2 separate regions of the Mus musculus genome follow, and region 1 is linked to region 2. A link is a loop called in an ENCODE intact Hi-C map of the cell type or tissue named here. Cell type or tissue: left cerebral cortex. All regions are shown on one strand.

Evidence for each region. A loop is a pair of places that touch in the nucleus more often than their neighbours do. Peaks named below come from ENCODE experiments on the same cell type or tissue, not always from the same donor. Only the 100,000 strongest peaks of a DNase experiment are listed, where the experiment ranks them.
Region 1: it touches region 2 in a loop (2.1-fold over the local background); 1 of 42 quality-filtered maps calls a loop at or near these places.

Annotation. Positions count from the first base shown.
Region 1 is chr11:113,558,131-113,560,630 of GRCm38, forward strand. Slc39a11 (solute carrier family 39 (metal ion transporter), member 11) reads right to left here. Exons shown (of 10, transcript NM_027216.5): 3 at 1,381-1,419. Among named protein-coding and RNA genes, the nearest start is that of Slc39a11, 6.4 kb to the right of the region's middle. In left cerebral cortex, no CTCF peak of the experiment used is centred here; DNase peaks (open chromatin) are centred at 1,334, 1,862 and 2,233.
Region 2 is chr11:113,510,309-113,512,808 of GRCm38, forward strand. All of the region lies in intron 4 of Slc39a11 (solute carrier family 39 (metal ion transporter), member 11), which reads right to left. Among named protein-coding and RNA genes, the nearest start is that of Gm51928, 53 kb to the left of the region's middle. In left cerebral cortex, no CTCF peak of the experiment used is centred here; a DNase peak (open chromatin) is centred at 1,106.

The DNA of each region.
Region 1 (2,500 bases), 48 kb after region 2:
TGCTCTACTCAAAGAGAAAGCCCCCAGTCTGTGCCTTCTGATACAGCCATACAGCTGGACTATACAGCACCACCATAATGTGCTCACACATGAAAAATAAAATCCGGGCTTGCAAAGTTGCTGGGGGGGGGGGGGCGGGGGCAGGGGAGGAAGCTTTCCTTCAAACCTAAAAACGAGAGTCTGATTCTCAGGTCACACATGGCAGTAGTAGTAAACCAATTCCTGCAAGCTGCCCTTTGACCTCTACACATATGCTGTGGCACAGGTACGCTCACATGCAGGCACAATCGATTGGCTCATTGAAATGATTTTTGAAAAAAGATAAAATCTGAACTAAGCCTCTAGGACTATCTCTTGAGTTTGCAGAGATCAAGAACAGAAGGACCCACCAAACTCAGAATGTGGAACCTTCTAGAAACAAAAAAGGCCCAGCTTCTCCAACAAATTACCAGCTTGTGGGGGGGTCGCAATGGGGGAGACCTGAGCGACTTAGAGAAAACAGCCAGCAAATTCTCTTTGGATCCGCTCTTGCAGAACAATCTCGCGGGGGGGCCCCCTTGGAATGTGAACACGGCTCGGGCATTCGCTCACAGAGAAGAATCGCTGTTTGCCTTCTGTCAGATGAGACGCTGCCATACTGATTCGCGGTTTCACAGGAAGTCACTCAGTTTGAGATACATATTGAATTTACAGGTGAAATTACATGGATCTGGGATTTGCTTTTATAAAACATTCTCAGCTCCCAAGAAGGCAGAAGGGAGACAGATAAAATGAGATTTGCCAAGTGTCAATCATGACTGAAGGTGGGTACTGCGTAGTGAGGCTAAAGATTATGGGTGATTTTTTTTTTCTTGTGTGCTTTAAAGTACCTAAAATAAAAATTCCTGGGGCTGGAGAGACGGGGAAGCAGTCAAGAGCACATATTGTTCTTACAGATGACAAGTTCGATTCCCAGCACCCATAGCAGGAGCTTTGCAACCTCTTGTAATTTCAGCTCTAGTGAGGTCTGACATCGCTGACCTGTGGAGGGGGCACCTGTACTCAGATGCACACACCACCCGAGACCCCGCCCCCGACACATACACATAATAAAGATACAAAAAAAAATCCTTTTGAACGCCCTTCAAGGAGAAGAAAAGGAGACATTAAATTCCTGTCATTTATCAGGCTAGTCTTGATGTCATCTTATTTCCTAAGTCCTGAACCACTCCCTTCTCCATGGAAAGAGTAGAGAGTACCTCGTAAGCTGGGGAGTGAAGACAGTCAGAGGAGGAGTTAGCTCCTACAGAGAGCACATCAGGACGGGTGTGGAGAAGGGCTGGCACCAGCCCCAGGGAGGGAAAGATTAGAATCAACACACTTCACCCACTGTGAACTCACCCCTGCGGCAAAGCCCAGGCTTCCGTCTAAGATCCGCCTCTGCAAATGAAAAAGGGAGATGTTTCAGTCTCCAAGGACCACAGGATGGTGTGTGTGGCATCAGTACGGAGACTGTCATAAAGCCCAAAGGGCTCAAAGGTCACTGACCTACTTCTAAGCTGGTGGTGACCTCCTGACCTTACAGAATGGGCCAAAAACAGGGGAAGGAGGAGGAAGACATGGACACAGTTAAACATGACACCCATTCCAGTGTCAACCAGAAGTTGGCAGGAGAGGTGGTCTTGGAATGCACAGGCCCACACCTTATTTCTTACCCAGCACCCCTAATGCCCTTAGGAAGTAGTTGATCTAAAATGTGGAAATGACCAAGGGCTAGTGAGGAACACTGGAGCAACACAAACAGTCACACGGGTGGGGACACAAACTGGCACAGCCACGTCACACAGAAAGCCGTGTAGTGGGACTGACAGCAAGTGACTGCAGTATACTCGTCACTGCTGAGAAATGACAGAAATGCATTCTGGGAATCCCCAAATCCACGCGCTGTTACCAAGAGCCCCAAACCAGAGACTGCACAAAGTCCTCTTTAAGGACTCTTTAAGACAGATAGACCAACAAGAACACCCAAATACCACAGGGCAGAGAAAACATGCCCACACATTGCACACACAAAGAACACACTGTGTGTGTGCATGCATGTATGTACACAACAGGCAGAAGCATTAAGTAAACTGGGAACTGAGCAGGGTAGATTCAGCCCAACACAGAACAGTAGCAGCTATGTGAGCAGAGAACCTGACAGCAGCAGCCAAACAGGGGTGATGTCTACACTGTAGGAGAGACGGGCAGCGTGGGAGTGTTTTGCATGGAGTGAAAGTCTGAGTGGGCGTGGTGACTGGGAAGGAGCCTGAAGGGACCGTGAGAAGCTGGCACCTGATCTAGGTCCAGATACATGGGCCTTTATAAAATAATAATCAAACTGCATAGGTATAAAATGTGCACCTTTCTGAGTACATCTATTCCAATAAAAAGATGTTTTTAAACAAGATGTTTTCGATTCCTCCCTCCCTCCTCCTCTTCCTCCTCCTCCTCTTCTTCCTCCTTCTTCTTCTCTTCCTCC
Region 2 (2,500 bases):
ATTTGGAAGAGTTCCAGAGGGTTCCAGAACGTTCCAGTTCCAGCAAAGCTTGGCTATGTGGCTGATCAATGAAGAGCTGTGTGGGATGATGCACAGCCCCTGCCAGCCTACAGGCCCCTCCTCTTCTGCACGCTTGCCTCTCATCCTGTTCCCTCGTGTGGCTTGGCCCATAACGCGCATCTGCACAGAGCACACAGAGGCTCCTCCTGTGATCCCCTTACAGGGCACAGTCATAACTGACACACATTCACACATGTTTCCAGTAGCATATTTCCAGTAGCGTGCAGGTGAGTTAACGTTCCCAGGCTCTGTGTGGCTTCTGTGCAAACACTATGCCATTTTATATTGGTGAGGGGGTTCCTGGGACCCACTCCCCAGGAAGGCTGAGCGAGCAAGTGCACTGTCCCATCCCATGAAGGTAGCTTTGGATGTCAAGTAAATGGGGGGATGGAGCTGATGTGGCCCTGGGCTGCATTTGACCAGTCCCTTCAGGATAACATCACAAGGTCAGAGGGTTGGGTGGCTGACTGGAACATAATGAAGGCAGCCCTGGGGGAGGTGGGGAAGGGGCGTCTGACAGTGATGGGCAGGCCCCCTGGCTCCACGGCTTCATTCACCAGAGACGCTAAGTCTGACCACAGCCTTAAAGCGAACCCCTCTAGCACTGCCCTGTCTCCTTCACACAGTCCATGTACACACACCACACAGATGGGTGCCCTAATGCCCAGTGCTCCCGTGAGCTCACTTCACCCATGCCAGCCTGCAGCTCACCCCTCACCTCATGCTCGGCAGAGTCTGTCTCCCACACACAAACACAGAACCCTCTCAGGCCTCCTCGCCTCACCCTCCTGCAGTCTCCGCCCCTGAGGAGATAGCATTATATCAGTGTGGCCTCTCAGACACCTCTTCTTTCAGGAGGAACTGGCCAGTAAGCCTTGACCTGGCCTGGCGAAAGATACGAGAGGCCTGTACCTCCAGTACTGTGGTAACATTAGTCTTCTCTCCTGGCAGATCTGTTCCTTTACAAATCAGCTGCTATGTGCTATGTGAGCAGCCATGTGGGTGGACCAAAGCCGCCTTGGGGCCTACGTTGCCTCACTGAGTCCCAAAGGAGCTGGCCAGCTTTTGAGGCCCTGGTTCTACCCACTCTTAGCCACATATGGCTCTCTTCCTGGTGCATTCGTCTTCTGACTCTGGTCTGCATGCCAGCTCTGAACCAAACTGAGCCAGTCCCTTATGCCACCTACTCTTACATGAAATATCCCCATGCTGTGGACGACCCTTACCAACAGTGTACGACTCTCCAGCCTGCATGCTGCCCAGAGAAGACATGTCCCATTCCCCATGTCCCACGAGGCTCTCCACCCATATCCACTGGCATCAGCCCACTCACACACCTAGTCTACCATCCAATGCCACCATCCAAGCTTCCAGATGGTCCCTAGGTATCTTGTCTCGCCCTTCTGAAGAATCCCGAGTATCCACTGTCAGGTTAAGAGACAAAGACTGACCAGGTCACAGCTATGCAGAAACCCAACTTTCCCTCGGCCACCACACCCAGGAAAATAGCTAGCGCCTTGCGGGTGGCGTGGGTACTCTGTAGCTCAGAGCGCTTTAAAAGACACCAGACTCAGGGAACAGTATTTCTACATCAGGAAGGAAGTTGCATGGAGAGAGAAAAATGCAAAAAGAGGATACCTTCCCATCTCAGACCATGTGTGTCCATCACTCTTCTTGTTGCTGTGGAACAGCAGACAAAAACAATCTAAGGAAGAAAAAGTGTGCTTTTAGGGCACAGCCCATCAGGCCAGGCAAGGCACGCCAGCAGGAGCATGAGGCAGCTGGTCACATGGTGTCCACATTCAGGAAGCAGAGAGGGATGAGTGGTGGTGCTCTGCCCACTCCCTTTGACTCCATCCTACCCCTCCCCTGTAGAATGAGTGCTCCGCTCACTCTTTCCCTTTGACTCTGTCCGGCCCCTCCTCTGTAGAATGAGTGCTCCGCCCACTCTTTCCCTTTGACTCTGTCTGGCCCCTCCCCTGTAGAATGAGTGCTCCGCCCACTCCCCTCCCCTGTAGAATGAGTGCTCCGCCCACTCTTCCCTTTGACTCTGTCCGGCCCCTCCCCGGCAGAATGAGGCCTTACACAGATAAGGTAGAACTTCCCACCTCAGCCAATCCAATCTAGAAGCTTCCTTGTAAAAGATACATAGGTATTCATCTCCTTGGTGATTCTATAGACTGTCAAGTTGACAATTAATATGAACCATTACACCTCGGCATCACCAGCTGAGGTCCATGGGCCCAGGAGCCCGTGGGTCACCTGGGCTCCATCCTTGCCCCCTATCAAGATGCTCATGACCTCAAGGTCACCACCTGCATCGGGAGTCAGTGATGACTACGCTGCCTCTATGCTGTCTTGGAGGTAAATAAATTAAGCAAGGGAAAATATCCAGTTGCTAAAATTGTTATATAAAGTTTATCAGACACAGCAAATCTGT